Regions from separate parts of the Homo sapiens genome. Here region 1 is linked to region 2. Evidence: chromatin loops called from intact Hi-C (ENCODE). Cell type or tissue: psoas muscle. All regions are shown on one strand. Links, peaks and the distances in the headings refer to the core of each region. The heading gives the core; the rest is flanking DNA.

The links. Peaks named below come from ENCODE experiments on the same cell type or tissue, not always from the same donor. Only the 100,000 strongest peaks of a DNase experiment are listed, where the experiment ranks them.
Region 1: it touches region 2 in a loop (2.7-fold over the local background); 2 of 110 quality-filtered maps call a loop at or near these places.

The regions. Positions count from the first base shown.
Region 1 is chr18:3,671,151-3,679,484 of GRCh38, forward strand. All of the region lies in intron 7 of DLGAP1 (DLG associated protein 1), which reads right to left. Among named protein-coding and RNA genes, the nearest start is that of DLGAP1-AS6, 22 kb to the left of the region's middle. In psoas muscle, for the core only: no CTCF peak of the experiment used is centred there; no DNase peak of the experiment used is centred there; H3K27me3 peaks cover 869 bases.
Region 2 is chr18:3,477,809-3,486,142 of GRCh38, forward strand. GAPLINC (gastric adenocarcinoma associated, positive CD44 regulator, long intergenic non-coding RNA) reads left to right here. Exons shown (of 3, transcript NR_110429.1): 3 at 948-1,170. It overlaps LOC105371965 (a long non-coding RNA gene), which reads right to left and starts at 3,916. Exons shown (of 3, transcript XR_935106.3): 1 at 3,829-3,916; 2 at 2,595-2,686. RefSeq lists enhancers at 7,501-7,580, 7,591-7,640. In psoas muscle, for the core only: CTCF peaks have their summits at 4,201 and 4,409; no DNase peak of the experiment used is centred there.

The sequences.
Region 1 (8,334 bases), core at 192-8,191, 190 kb after region 2:
TTCATTCCTGCTTCTGGCCTTTGCTCTTTGCTGCTTTTTTTTTTTTTTTCCACCTGGAATTCAAGTCAGACTTCCTTGAGGAAGAAGCAGTTTATTTTCTTTGATCACACAGCTCATGGTTGCCTAGGATCATAACACCCCTATCTCTCTCTCTCTTTACAGTACTTGTAGCAACTGTAAACATTTTATGTATAAACACTACAAGAAAAAAAGCTCTCAGATTATTTGCTTTTGAAGTCAGAGCAGAGGCTGGGTCAGTGTTATTGCTGTATCCTCAGGAGCAGCCTGGTGCCTGGCACACGTTAGGTGCTCCATAAATGCTTGTTAAATAAGGGAAGGGATTCGTAGTTCCACCTGACTCTTAAATTGGCAATGCATGTTTTCCTGCTTCATGGCTGCACTTGAGCAGAAATGTCAACCATGCCACAAGAGGTTGATTATTTAAGACTAAGATGGAGCCAGTTGTTTTCATAAAGGTTGAAAACAGATTTTGCATTTGTATTCCTTAAGTACTTTTGAAACAGATATATTCTCCCACACATACTCATTCACAAATAATGGGAGTATGATCTTTAAGAGAACCTAAGCAAATATAGTCTTGATGAAGTAATTCCATTTTAAATAATCTATTTTAAGGAAATAGTCATAGATTATTTTACCCCTGCCCTCATGTAGTTTATTCTCAGCAGAGCAGGAATAATAATTTCTTAAAAGCCAGGATCATGCACCCCCTTGGGCAAAACCTGGAAATGATCATATTTCACTCAGAGTAGAAGCCAAATCCTTCCAATTGCCAACAGAGTCCTGCATAATTCATGTTATTTGTATATTTCGTGTTTTTTTCTTTACAATTTTCTGCAATGAGATATTTGTTCAGGAAAAACAAAAGCATTATTAAAAAGGAAAGAGGGACATTCAGAAAGCAGATTTGAAAAGTTAATATTCTGTTTTTTTAATCATTGAAAATAAGTTATGAAGATGGGATTTCTTTTAGAAGTTTTTTTCAATGGGAGAAAATGTGATTATTACTAATCATTCAACTGCTGATTAGACACACACACACACACACACACACACACACACACACACAGAGGCAAGAATTTGCTCTTTGGCTTCTACTTATCTATTTCTTGAAAGTTAACAAGAGCAGGGAACGGTGGTTCACGCCTGCAATCCCAGCACTTTGGGAGGCTGAGGAGGGCGGATCACCTGAGGTCAGGAGTTCGAGACCAGCCTGGGCAATATGGAGAAACGTCATCTCTACTAAAAATACAAAATCAGCTGGGTGTGGTGGCACATGCCTGTAATCCCAGGTACTCTGGAGGCTGAGGCTGGAGAATCGCTTGAACCTGGGAGGCAGAGGTTGCGGTGAGCCAAGATCTCGCCATTGCACTCCAGCCTGGGCAACAAGAGCAAAACTCTATCTCAAAAAAAAAAAAAAAAAAAAAAAAAAAAAAAAGTTAATGAGAAACAGGTAGATAAACCCAGGAGTGTTTAAGACTTTTAGAGACTACTCACAACTAAGTTCTAGTTCTTACTTTGTATTCCTCTTAAAGTTATCGTGTTCTCCCTAATCTTGTTGTATCAGTTTCAACCATTCATCAATAGTGGTGGCGAGCACATGTCCGGCATCAAGGCAGACTAGCTGGCAAGAACCAAGCTAGTCTGCCTCCTCCTTTCACTGTAGTTCTACTTTCTCCCTGGCCACCTCCCCTGGTGGATTCCTACACCTGTTCTTTCCTCTCCATCCCCAGTGCCATGCCTGGGGCAAGTCCTTATCTCCTCTTGCCTGTTGTATTCCAACTGGTTTTTGTGTCTTCAGTCTTTTGCCTCTTTAATTTATTCTACATTAAAGTGAATGATACTCTAAGACACCGATTACTTCCTACTGGCAAAAGGATAAAGTTCAAGGTCTATCTTAGTCTAGATTCAACTCTGTCTTCCGTGGTTCCCCAGGCCCTATTCTTTGGCTTCGCTCTTTTACTTCACATGCCTTGTACTTACTTGCCTCCACACCTCTGTGCGTGCCTGGGGAGCCCCTCCCCAGTTTCTTTTCACATTCAGGGCTCAATTCACTGTCTTTGATAGTGATGCCTCCCTGGTCCTCCTGCGGCACAAACCTATCCCTCTACTGCATTCTTTTAACACTTTGCATATCTCTATTATGGCCCTTACTGGATGGCATTGTAATTGTTCATATTCCTGTTGCCCTCAGCGACCTGTCTGGTTTACTAAAGCATTGCTCCCATTGGTTATCGTGTACTGTCACTCTTTAGAAGCACTAATTGATAGAAAGCCATGGTTGATAGGATACTCATAGCAGAGAGCTATTCTAGTAAACAGCTATTTTAATAACTATTGTTAGCACACAATTGCTGCTGTGAATGAGAGGAGGATGATTGCAACTCTTTTTTTTGGATGGAGTCTCACTCTTCGCCCAGGCTGGAGTGCAGTGGCATGAACTCGGCTCACTGCAACCTTCGACTCCTGGGTTCAAGCTATTCTCCTGCCTCAGCTTCCCGAGCAGCTGGGACTACAGGCATGCGCCACCATGCCCAGCTAATTTTTTATTTTTAGTAGAGACGGGGTTTCACCATGTTGGCCACGCTGGTCTCAAACTCCTGACCTCAGGTGATCAGCCTGCCTCGGCCTCCCAAAGTGCTGGGATTACAGGAGTGAGCCACTGTACCCAGCCTTTTTTTTTTCTTTTGAGAGGGAGTCTCACTCTGTTGCCCAGGCTGGAGTGCAGTGGTGCGATCTCAGCTCACTGCGACCTCCGCCTCCTGGGTTCAAGCGATTCTCCTGCCTCAGCTTCCCGAGTAGCTGGGATTACAGGCACCCACCACCACACCCAGCTAATTTTTATACTTTAGCAGAGACAGGGTTTCACCATGTTGGCCAGGCTGGTCTTGAACTTCTGACCCTAAGTTATCCACCTGCCTTGGCCTCCCAAAGTGCTGGGAGGACAAGAGTGAGCCACCATGCCTGGCCGATTGCTACTCTTAAAACTGCTGCCATTGCCAGGCATGGTGGCGCATGCCTGTAATCCCAGCACTTTGGGAAGCAGAGGTGGGAGGATCTCTTGAGGCCAGGAGTTTGAGAACAGCCTGGGCAACAGAGTGAGATCTTGTCTCTATAATATTAAAATATATATATATATATGTATATTTTAAAAAATGCTGCCATGGCCAAGTGTGGTGGCTCATGCCTATAATTCCAGCACTTTGGGAGGCTGCGGTGAGACAATCATTTGAGGCCAGGAGTTTGAGACTAGCCTGCACAACAAAATGAGCTCCTATCTCTACAAAAAAATAAAAAAATCAGCTGGGCGCACTGGTGCATACTTGTGATCCCAGCTACTCATGAGGCTGAGGTGGGAGGATCACTTGAGCCCAGGAGTTCAAGGCTGCAGCTAGCCATGATTGTGCCATGGCACTTCAGCCTGGGTGACAGAGCAAGACCCTATCTGTAATAAATAATAATAATAAAAACCTGCCACCACCACTACCACCTTTACCACCCCACTACCTCTACTATAATCACTTCCACCCCTACTATCACCACCCCACTGTCATCACCTATACCACGTCCAACTCTACTCTTCTCACCTCCACTATCAGTACCGAGTCCACCACAATCATCACCCCCATTCACCTCCACTATCAGTACCGAGTCCACCACAATCATCACCCCCATTCACCTCCACTATCAGTACCGAGTCCACCACAATCATCACCCCCATTCACCTCCACTATCAGTACCGAGTCCACCACAATCATCACCCCCATTCACCTCCACTATCAGTACCGAGTCCACCACAATCATCACCCCCATTCACCTCCACTATCAGTACCGAGTCCACCACAATCATCACCCCCATTCATTAGCATAGGCAGAGCACTGCCAAGTACCACGCAGTGGGTTAGCTGGTTTTTTTTTGAGATGGAGTCTCACTTTGTCACCCAGGGTGGAGTGCAGTGGTGCGATCTCGGCTCGCTGCAATCTTTGCCTCCTGGTTCAAGCGATTATCCTGCCTCAGCCTCCCAAGTAGCTGGGATTACAGACATGCTCCACCACGCCTGGCTAAGTTTTGTGTTTTTAGTAGAGACGGGATTTCACTATGTTGGTTGTCCAGAGTGGTCTTGAACCCCTGACCTCAGGTAATCCGCCGGCCTCAGCCTCCCAAAGTGCTAGGATTACAGGTGTGCTCCACCGTACCCAGCCAGGGTTAGCTGTTCTATATGCATTGTCTCATTCCATCTCTACAACACGATTAAATATGAGAAAACTGACACTCAGATCCAGCAACATCTGTTTGATGGCACAGCTTTGGGTGGAAGTGTTTGGATTCTAACTTGGGGCCCTCTGGCCTCAGAGTCTGAATTTTCGTCTCCAAAGATCTGTTGCTAATAAGCTACTGCAGTGGTACCCTACAGTTTTGTTTCCCGCATTCCTATCACCTTTGCTCACTTCATCCACTCCAGCGGCCTCATCCTCCAGCTGACTCATCCATGCCACCCATCCCCACCTCCATCTGACCCACTCCATAATGTGCCCTCTAACAGGGCTTTCCATTAAGGCCTTTGCAGTGGTGTGCTGGTAAATGTTTAACAACAGGCTCTCTGAAGAGGGGCAGAGGGGATTTCTCCTTTGTAGCATTTGCTGTTTTCCATGGTGTAAATACTGCCACATGACTTTTTTTTGTACCAACCAACTTGATGTCAACCAGCTGAAAAAATTATTAAAACTTTCATAGTCAGCTCTCATGAGCCAATATTGATACAGGAGTTAAGAAGAAATTACTTAGGCAGATAGTGAGGGTACGGAAGTCCTTGGTAATGTTTTCCTTTGAATGAAAAGCAGCCCCAGACTATTTGTTTTCCTTTTAATGAAAAGCAGCCCCAAACTATTTTCCTTTCTAACAAACAGCAGCCTGTAAGATCAAGCTGCAGACATAGATGCCGGCAGTTGTGCCAATCATGTTCAAAATGGCAGTCCCATCTTTCCTCTGCCAGCCGCGTGTACAGCAAGGAGCAGACAAGATGGCGCAGCCCAAGGAGAAAGTTTATTTGCGTAATAAGATTAGGGTGGGGCAACCAGCCTTCCCTGCTCGCTATGTAAATGTCACACTTAATTGAACCAATCTGTGAGCATTATGTAAATCAGACACCGCCTCCTCAAACCTGACTATAAAATCTGGCACATCCACCACTGGCAGGTCCTCTCGGAAGACCCTTCTCTCACTAGAGAGAGCTGTTTTCCTTTCTTTTTCTTCCTCCTTCTTTTGCCTGTTAAACTTCCGCTCCTAAACTCCTCATGAGTGTCCATGTCCTAAATTTTCCTGCCGCGAGATGACAAACCCTGGGTATTTACTCCAGACAATGTAGCAGCTTCAGTATAAGCTGGCTTCAAGGTCCTACAAAAACCCCTTTTACAATGAGCAACTTCCTTCTTTCACACCTCTGCCTTAAGGGAACCAAGGATTTTTCCTTGGTAATACCATTACCCTCAAGACCTTGCCAATTTGAGGCTACTTCTCCTGTTTTTTTTTTTTAGAAGAAATTGTGAGGTCAGTATACACAAACAAACAAACATTAACCAATTAATTAGAAAAAGTACTCTTCTAATTAATTTAAAGCATTTTCATGGTTTAAAATCCCAAATTCAACAGGGTAGTCACTGAAAACTCTCTCTCCTATCTGCGTTTCCAATCACCAGATTTCTCTCCCTGAATGCAATCAATGTTCTCAGTTTTCATGTGTATTGACATACTTTTTCTTTCCCCTTGCCCTTTATGGATGCATTTTCTGTTGCCACCACCCTTTAAACTCTTATTTTGAGGCTAATTCCACTCATACAGTTTTCTCTATTATCTACTAACTTCCAGGATATTCCTGGAATATCTTCTGTAGCGACTTCAGCCCGTTTCATTGGGCTTTCTATCCCATCCTCTGAGATTTCAACATTCATGTTTATGGTCTCACAAATTTCCCCAGCTTCAAGACTCTTTATCTCCAGTTCCTCAACCACCAGTTGAGGAATTGAACCACCAGTTCCATTTCTAAATTATGGAAGAGTCAAGAACTCCTTTGATAACTATCCCTTTATCCTACACCGTAATCACTCCTTCACGTCCACTGAATCTGCCATAGGGCCATTTGTGAACACTAGCCTGGCTCCATTTTGCCCCAGTGAATCAGCTCTCTACTGGTTTCATTTATTGTCTTAACCTGACCCACACCCTCAAAACTAGCCATTCCAACAAGAGAATTCTCTGTCCTCTTCCCTACCAGTTATATCCATTCTAAAATTACTCATTACCTGTACTGTATATTCCTGCAGCAGTTCTGAAGACATTTTTGTGCTTAAAAGCCTTCAGCGGCTTTCTAGGAATTTAATCCAGAATTCTCAGCTAAATAGACAGAGATCCATGTTTCTAGCGTGCCTATGACCATCCACTTCAGGGATCCAGTGCTCAGCCACATCCAGCTACTTGCTCTCTTTTTCTTTTTTCTTTTTTTTATTTGAAACGGAGTCTCACTCTGTCGCCCAGGCTGGAGTGCAATAGCACGATCTTGGCTCACTGCAACCTCTGTCTCCCGGGTTGAAGCAATTCTCCTGTCTCAGCCTCCCAAGTAGCTGGAACTACAGGTGCTTGCCACCATGCCCGGCTAATTTTTGTATTTTTAGTAGAGATGAGGTTTCACCATGTTGGCCAGGCTGGTCTCGAACTCCTGACCTCAAGTGATCTGCCTGCCTCAGCCTCCCAAAGTGCTGGGATTACAGGCGTGAGCCACTGTGCCCGGTGGGTTTTTTTTTTTTTTTTTTTGAGATGGAGTCTAGCTCTGTCGCCCAGGCTGGAGTGCAATGGTGCAATCTTGGCTCACTGCAACCTCCATTTCCCAGGTTCAAGCGATTCTCCTGCCTCAGCCTCCCGAGTAGCTGGGAAGACAGGTGTGTGCTACCATACCTGGCTAATTTTTGTATTTTTAGTAGAGACAGGGTTTCACCATGTTGGCCAGGCTGGTCTTGAACTCCTGACCTCCAGTGATCTGCCTGCCTTAGCCTCCCAAAGTGTTGGGATTACAGGCGTGTGCCAGTGTGCCCAGCCTACTTGCTCTTGTTTTAACATACCTTGGCCTTTCCCACCTCCAGGTCATTTGTTTGATGATTCCTTCTGCTTGGAATTATCTCTCTATCTCTGCCTATTGAATTCCCATAGATTCTTTAAGACCCAGCTCAAATCACATCTCCTTCACGTTTTCTCTCATTTCCCCATCTCTCCTTTACCGTTGTGTTTGCTTACTTATTTTATAAAGCAAAGCATGTTCTGCTTAATATGATCGTTGTTTTTGTGTCTTATCTTCCTAATAGGCTGAACTTCTTGAGGATGCTTGTATTTGTTCTTAGAGTCCCCATTACATTAAATAATTGCTTTATGGCTTTGGATAAAATACATTTACAATTTCTTTTCCAAGAACGAACAAGGATCAGAAAGCAAAATAGGGCAAAATAAACATTACAATGTTCTGATAGGTTATTATACCACACAACTTAATTCTCAAATTTTATAGAAATGCAGAATAGGATTTTTCCCTCCCCTAGTTATTACAGAAATTATTCTTTTCTACCCAAATATAAAACAAAGCTCCAGTAAAAGAAGGTGTGAACACTTGTTTCTGCTATGCATCGCAATACATGGGATGTTTATATGGCAAATGCATGTGTGGGATGTGTCCTGCATTTATATATGTTGGGGGGAAATTCTTAGCTCACAGAGGATAGTGAATGAAGAGGAACAGCTATAACTATCACTGGTTCTTCTTCTTCTTCTTTTTAAAAAACCAGTTAATTAATTATTTTTAGAGACTGGATCTTGTTATGTTGCCCAGGCTGAGCTCACACTCCTGGGCTCAAGCAATCTTCCTGCCTTAGCCTCCCAAGTAGCTGGGATTACAGGCGCATGCCACTGTGCCTGGCTGTGTTCTTGATCAACAAGGCCCCCGTGTCTTTGCAGCAAATATTGGTTTCTCATTTTCCCTCCCCACCCCCTACTCCCACCCCCATGGATTTTTTATCTTTTCAGAAAAGCTCTTGTTGACCTCCATTCTCTTATAATTATTCCTTAATTCTGTACTAGTTGGTTTTCCAACATAAAAAACAGTGAAGTCTCTGTAATTATGAAACTACTTGTGTGACATGACACTACTTGTCAGCATTCTTTCTGTTGCGAGAATGAATAGCAACTTTGACTTCCCAAAAAACACAGCTCTAGCTTGAATACACTGAACATGTGTAGCCGCGCCAAGAATGACTAAGTACAGACTACCAGCA
Region 2 (8,334 bases), core at 277-8,276:
TTTGTAACTTTAAGAGTTGGACCAGCTTGAGGCATTGGGGAGGGATATACCCTTCCTTCTCACCCTACATTTTGTTTTCAGACCTTAGGAACCAAAGCTCTGTGATGGAAGCCAGGTTGAGGGCAGAGTGTTTATCTCTGAGGCCCCCAAATAAGAAACCCTGGTCTAGGGGAGCTAGAGGGCTAAAGTCTAGTATCATCTCCAATCAAACCTAGCTGGATAAATCCCAAACCCACTTATGGGGAAGGTTGGGGAAGAGCACTCAATCGATTCTTGATATCAAAGCTATACTTTATGTTCAGACTCAGAGATTAGGTGCTATCCAAACTAGTTTTTCCACAACCTTTTCTAGAAATGGAAATTTAAGATAGTTCATAAAAGTACTACCGTCAGGAGAAGATTGCCTGAGGCTATTACTGTGAAATTATTTTCATGGCATAAGAATCATCAAAATGGCTCGGTAGCACAGTACTTGGCAATTCTTTCTTATCACGGCAAGCTTAGAAAGTAGACACATTTGTACAGCGTATACAATGGCTCAAGGATGGAGATCTCACTGGGTACTCTGGCTGTTCCAGCCTTATGTGAGCTCCAAGGCCTGCTGTGATCTCAGCATATCTTAATCTAGTCACTCCACATGCCCTGGCATGCGGGGTGGGAAGCTCTGCAGGCGTAGACACTTGGTGTTCCCTCCCCAATAGCCATTCCCCCTTTCTCCTTTCCAACAGTGTATGTTTTCCATTTGGGGGACCATATGGTACAGGAAAAGGTGATACTCGCCCTGGCTTCAAAGGGTGAATGCGGACTTGGGCTAAGTCAATTGGTGCATCCATGGCCTTGGCCTTGATGACTGGTTCCAGCACGGCACTCCACCAGTCCATTAAGAATAAAACTCATGGCTTAGCCTAGACCTCTGGGACAAAACTGATCTCATTTCCTTCTGACAGGGTATGCACAGATGTGGAAACAGGAACTGATGTGTCCATTACACCACTAGGACAGAGGCCAGAACAATGAAGAAACCAAATACTTGGAAGAGGGTAGAGATAATGAATGGAGTCCAAGAGCCCTGATTGTGCCATAAATGTCCAGATAATTCCATACCTGAGGATTATGTGGTTTGTAAACTTGGCACTTAGAAGAACCAATAAAATCATGTTATAGTTTCAACCGGGTCTAGTTACCTTTCCTCTTAGTTGTGACTGTCTATATCCTAACTGACACAGGCTCTCGTGCCATGTCTAATACTAAGGCATCCATGGCAAGCGCTTTTCCAGTAGCACTAGGGAACAATCTATCCCAATTTTTCACGCACATAGAATTGTCATTAAGAACAAACACCCATTTGAAAGATGTTTGGCCTGGGTTAGACAAATGGTCTCTGACTGTGAGGTGCAATAAAGTGAACTGGGGCGTACAGAAAGCAAACCTACAACACTGTTTAGTTGTTGAGACTCATGGAGCAATTGAGTTAAAGCTACTTGTGCCACAATGACCCACAACCCCAAGAGATGTAGGGATGGTCAGTCATGAAGGATTTCAGAGCAGGTCAGGCACGGTGGCTCAGGCCGGTAATCCTAGCACTTTAGGAAGCCAAGGTGGGAGGATCACTTGAGCCCAGGAGTTCAAGACCAGCCTGGACAACATGACAAAAACCCGTCTCTACAAAAAAATACAAAAATTAGCCAGGCCTGGTGGGGCACGCCTGTAGTTCCAGCTAATTGAGAGGCCGAGGTGGAAGGATCACTTGAGCCTGAGAGGTTGAGGCTACAGTGGGCTGAGATTGCCCCACTGCACTCCAGCCTGGGTGACAGAGTGAAACTCTTTGTCCACAACAACATAAAAGGATTTCAGAGCAGCCAAGTGCAGGAGAATGACCTCCACTTTCAAAGACAAGAACAGCCTTTAATTCTTGATTATGCAAATTCCCAGTATTATGACCTTGTCTGAGCCTTAATTTCTTCACATATAAAATGTGAATAACATCTGTGTTATGGAGATTTCATAAGGATAAATGAGGTGATGGATGGTGATGTGCTTGGTAAAGCATAAATATTATACAAACATGGTGAATTATTTGTAGAGCTTTTTTTTGTTTTTTGTTTTTGAGGCAGGGTCTTGCTCTGTCATCCAGGTTGGAGTGCCATGGCATGATCACAGCTCACTGCAGCTTCCACCTGCTGGGCTTAAGTGATCCTCCTACCTCAGCCACAAGTATCTGGGACTACAGGTGTGCACCACCATGCTTGGTCTCAAACTCCTGAGCTCAAGTAACCCTCCCGCCTTGGCCTCCCAAAGTGCTGGGGTTACAGGCATGAGCCACTGCACCCAGCCTGCCTGCTGCTTTAATCTTATTGACATGTCATAAAGTTGACGATAAAGTTAGGGTTATACGTCTAGAATATGTTAGCCAATCCCTGTGGGCTTCTGAGCAGCCACCCAATACAGTAAAACCTCCCTCCCTGCCTGCCTGCATGGGTCAGAAGTTCTGTTTCCAGCGGTGCTGCTGCTGCTGGCCTGACTGAACTTGCATAAGTCACTTACAGATCTTCACCCCAATGTCTTCATATGCAAATGCAGGTAATAAATCTCACCTGTATGGAGAAAGACCGTGATGCTGTGTGCTTTCCTCCTCCTCACCTCTTTGTACATCCTCTTCCAGGTTCAGACAGAGATGCTCACAGGCCTTGAGGATCACAAGGAGTGTATGGCAAAAGGGCAGGGAAAGAGACATACATCTTGCTCATTGGTTTTGCTTTCAAAGTAGGGTTTTTTTTTTTTTTTTTTGAGAGACAAGGTCTTGCTCTTGCCCAGGCTGGAGCACAACAGGAAGGTCATAATTCCCTGCAGCCTCAAACTCTTTGGCTCAAGGGATCCTCCTGCCCCAGCCTCCTAAGTAGCTGGAACTACAGGTATGTACCACCATGTTTGGTGAATTTTTTTGTTTTTTATAGAGATGAGGTCTCACCATGTTGCCCAGGCAGGTCTCAAACTCCTGACCTCAAGCGATCCTCCTGCCTCAGCCTCCCAAAGTCCTTGGAATACAGATGTGAGCCATTGCACCTGGCCTCAAAGTATACTTTTGAAATCAAAAGAGGGAATGGAGCAGCAAGCCATAGGGTTTATGCTGTAAATATAGGATGAAAAGAGAAGTGAGGAGTTGGCAGACTCACCCCAGCAGGGAAGTGAGGTGAGGGGATGAGGGTGATGAGGCCAAGGTCACCACAAAAGATGACCAGTGCTGCAGGGGTGAGGAAGAGAAAGATGGGGCATCCTGGCCTTGGAGATAGTCGGGGCTGGTGATGAGAGGTGCTGATACAAAGGGAGACAGCAAAAGAGTCAGGCAAATGAAAGTCTTCCAAACCAAGCCCATGCTAGGTGCTGTGTGCAGTTTGGGAGCTTGGGACTTCACTACCCCAAAATATGACACCTTATATTTGAGAGAACTGAAGAAGCAAGAAGTTCACTCTCTAATCTTCTCTGCCATTGTCCCCTGAAGAAGGCCATAAAAGAATTCTCTGACCTGCCTCTGGAGTGGATCATAAGATCCTCATGTGAGAGGTGCCCTTTGTATACCCAGAGAAAAGGAGCATTCTTTTTCTTTTTTTTTGAGGTAAGTCCTCGCTGTCTCACTCTTGTCGCCCAGGCTGGAGCGCAGTGGCACAATCACTGCAGCCTTGACCTGCTGGGCTCAAGCGATCCTCCCACCTCTCAGCCTCCCAGGTAGCTGAGACTGCAGGCTAATTTTTACATTTTTTTGTAGAGACAGTGGTCTCCCTGTGTTGCCCAGGCTGATCTCGAACTCCTAGGCTCCAGGGATCCGCTCACCTGGGCCTCCCAAAGTGCTGGGATTATAGACGTGAGCCACCACGCTGGGCTGAACAGTCCTTATCAATGAACACCCAGGAACACAGAGAAGAATCTGAGTAAACTGGCCTTGCTAAGTTCCCTCTAGTTTATTACTATTACATCACACTCCCTTTGTCTCATCACACTTCTCCTCCACTGTCCCCTCTTCATCAAGTTTAACATAAAAACACGTTTCCCTGTTTCTTTGAGCCTTGGTTTCCAAAGGCTCTTGTGTTACATGAAATTTAAATAAATTGGTATGCTCTTGTTAATCTGTCTTTTGCTATAGGTGCCTCAGCCATGGACCTAGCAATGGGTAAGGAAAAGAATATTTTCTCCCCTACAGCACCCCTGGTGGCAAGCTCTGTTTTAGAGAGTATCGCCTTCTGTGCTATTTGAGTCAAGGCAGCTGTTCCTCCAGCTGCCTGCCTACTGCCCATGGTTCATTCTATAGATAAAGCCCCAGACTTTCCCCACATGGACACCCAAAACGGGGCAGGATAACTGACACTAGCGGCTCAGTGGTGGAGGAAGCAAAGCCCCAGCTCCCGAACTAGGGCGGCATGGCTCAGTGGCTATGTGCAGTGTGAGGGGTACTTAGGAAGATGTTGGGAGAATCAAATAAGATAAACATGTAGGGGTGCTTTAAAATTTCTAAAGTATTGGCAATATAACTACATGTAGGATTTTCCTGGATTATAAACCTCTCACCCAAATTCAACTTGAGGCAAATTGCTCCAGAGAGCATGTAGTAACATTTCAGATACGGAAAAGTTGGCTTTCTGGCTTCTGATATTTCTATTATCCCATGAATTCTCATTGCATCAGCTCTGGGTCGCTGTGGTTGTGTCTTCCTTTTTGTGTATTTTTGGAATTTGAGGTTTCAAATTTCCAGTTTTTCAGCCTCTGGTTCAACCACCCTTTCTTTAAAAAATTGTCTAAATGTACTGTAGCCCTCATCTTACCGGATGGGGAGAATTTAGTACTTCCCTCCAACCACCAATATTGCTGAGAATTTTAGGGGAGGGATCCAGGAGCTTACATTCTTATTGACATCTTCTACTCCGAATTTTCAGTTTTGCCAAAGTGTCACCTCATCTTCTGCAGTTAATGTCTCCTTTCCTCCCACCACCATACATATCTATACATATATATGTGTATAGATGTATGTATACACATATATATACACATGGAGAGAGAGAATTGTAATGTGTAAAGTTAGTTTCTTTCTTATCTATTTACTTATTCTTTTTTTTTTTTTTTTTTTTTTTTGAGACAGAGTCTCGCTTTGTCGCCCAGGCTGGAGTACAGTAGTGCGATCTCTGCTCACTGCAACCTCTGCCTCCCAGGTTCAAGCAATTCTCCTTTCCTCAGCCTCCCAAATAGCTGGGATTACAGGTGCCCACTACCATGCCTGGCTAATTTTTGTATTTTTAGTAGAGACGGGGTTTTGCCATGTTGGCTAGTTTGGTCTTTGACTGCCAACCTCAGGTGATCCACCTGCCTTGGTCTCCCAAAGTGCTAGGATTAAAGGCGTGAGTCACTGTGCCCGGCCAGTTTAAGAACCATTTTATGCAGACTGCTTTTGGGTGCTTTTGACATCTACTCTTCTCCTTGTACCCCACATCCTGAATGTATGGAGTCATTTGGACTCCGTGCATGTGTGAGTGTGAGTGTGTGCGTGTGTACATGGAAGGAGGGACTGGGTTTAGGTCCAAATCAACATGATACAGAATAGAAGCATCATATCTGGAAGCAGGAACCCAAAGGCTAACAAGACCCCAGGCTTTAAGTCTCTGCTGGAGAATTAATAGAAATCCTATGCAATCACTTTGGGCTTCCACAGATAGAGAACTGGTGTGGGGAGAGAAGGGAAGATGGAGTGGGTAGCTCAAAATAATTTCACCTCTTGGGCCACAGAAAGCCTATGTAATCTCTGATATTTATGCACGCCTAAGTCTACATATACATACATAAATACGATTAGCAGTCCTATGAGCTATTTTAAAGCAGGGAGGAGCAGGAGAGATGAATCTGGAGACTAGTTAGATCAGCAAATTATAATCTGTAGGAAAATCCACATAGATTTCCAGGTGAGAGAAGAGGAAGCAGCAGTGATTTGAGGGAAGGAAGAACACGATGCTTCTGAACTAAAAACCAGGACGCTTGGTCTGACAAAGGACTTTTTTTTTTTTCTGGGTTGTATGTGTACCAATATCGATACCTATAGACAAAATTGATTAACATCTAAATTGTCTTGGAAAATTCAGGATCTGCAGTTTCCTTCCTTATTGTTCAAATCTCATTCTTGTATCAAGTATCTAGAGAGAAATCTTGAGCTTGGTTGTAGAGGAAATTCATTGCTGTAAAGGTTGATTGCAGCAAGGTGTCTGTCCACGGGCCAGTGTGCCTGAGGATCTTTTCATGACACAGACTATCACTATCTTTTTCTTGTATAGGAATTGGCCTCTCAGACTTTAAGACCATAACTGAGAATTTTTTTTTTTTTAAGACAGAATCTCACTCTGTCTCCCAGGCTGGAGTGCAGTGGCGCAATCTTGGCTCACTGCAACCTCCGCCTCTTGGGTTCAAGAGATTTTCCTGCCTCAGCCTCCCAAGTAGCTGGAATTACAGGTACGTGCCACCACGCCTGGCAAATTTTTGTATTTTTAGTAGAGGAGGGGTTTCGCCATGTTGGCCAGGCTGGTCTTGAACTTCTGACCTCAAGTGATCCACCTGCTTTGGCCTCCCAAAGTACTAGGATTACAGGCATGAGCCACTGTGCCCGGCTTTTTTTTTTTTTTTTTTTTAACAGAGTCTTACTCTGTTGCCCAGGCTGGGGTGCAACAGTGCGATCTCGACTCACCACAACCTCCACCTCTGCCTCCTGGGTTCAAGTGATTCTCCTGCCTCAGCCTCCTGAATAGCTGGGATTACAGGCATGCACCACCACGCCTGGCTAATTTTCTGTATTTTTAGTAGAGACAAGGTTTCACCATGTTGATCAGGCTAGTCTTGAACTCCTGACCTCAAGAGATCCGACCACCTTGGCCTCCCAAAGTGCTGGGATTACAGGTGTGAGCAACTGCACCGGGCTCCTAACTGAGAATTAATAGTACTAGTTACTATGTTAAAAATGGACTACAAGTGACCAATTAGTCTCCATTCTGGGGTTATATAAAAGCAGGAAAGTGGTAGATAAGAAAATTGTCGCGGGGTACAGTGGCTGTTCCTGTAATCCTAGCCACCCTGGAGGCTGAGGCAGGAGGATCACTTGAGGCCAGGACTTTGAGACCAGCCTGGGCAACATAGTGAGAACTTGTCTCTAAAAAAAAAGAAAACTGTCATTTTAGGTCATTCCTTATAAGATGCTGATTCTCTGTGCTAGGTATCTATGCAGAAAAGTCTCATTTCGTAGTAATTGATTCACATATTATTGCAAAGTATATTTTGGAAAATAAGCCGATAAAAGCTAGTCACTATATCAGAATGTGCTGTACATTGTTGAGCTTTCTGCCTGCTGCATTCTAATTCTCAGAATGACTGCCAAAGAGCCAGGCTGACCAAGAAGTTTAACCTCAACGGGAAACCTCACACCGGACTGATATACTCATTTATGCCCCAGACAAATGCCCCTTAGATACAAATCAAGAAATTGTTTGTGTCCCACTAGTAAGTGGGTCATACATTTCCTAGTAATGCTTTAGGTGAGGATAGATTTTTTTTTTTTCTGGTACACAGTCCACTAGTTCTTACTTGTCTTTGCCCTGTAATATGAGTTAAAATACAACTCCCGTGATGAGTGGGTCATTCTAGCCATGATACTTCCCTGTGACTGAGTTTTCAAACACTCACTGCTCCCACCTTCCTCACGGCCTTGGCTCAGCCTACTTCTTTTGCTTCAAATACCTCTGCAGTAGGGATTCTCAACCTCAGCGGCACAAAAACATGCAAAACATAGGTGCATTTGTCTAATATAATTGGTTTGCTGTGCAGGTTTCTCAAAGCTTCCCAGGTTGAAAAGCACTGCTGGACAGCAGAGTCTTGGAGGCTGGCCCATGAACTCTGGCATTAGCCTCAACTGGGTGAATTGTGAGAAATCCAGGCAGATTGTCAGAATAGACTTACAAAGTTAGGATCTGCTTGGGGGCCCCAAGCGATTCTTAGGAACACAGATGTTTGAGAATCATTGCTCTGAAGGCTGTCAAAAGCCTGCAAGTCAAACTCCACTTCTTCCATAAATCTTTGCCTATCTCCACTCCAATTCATCACTTTGTGTGTCCATGAGTGTATTTTGTAAGAGGTAGAATGCTTTGGCCACTTTCCAGTTTTTGTTGGGTTTGCTTCTATTGCATTTGCAGTGTGCAACCTTTTCCCTCTTTCTCACCTTTCAAGCAGTAGAATGTGGCTACGAGGGGGTGGGACAGCTTAGTCCATTGTTTTATATTTAATAAAGAAATCGGCCAGGCACAGTGGCTTACGCCT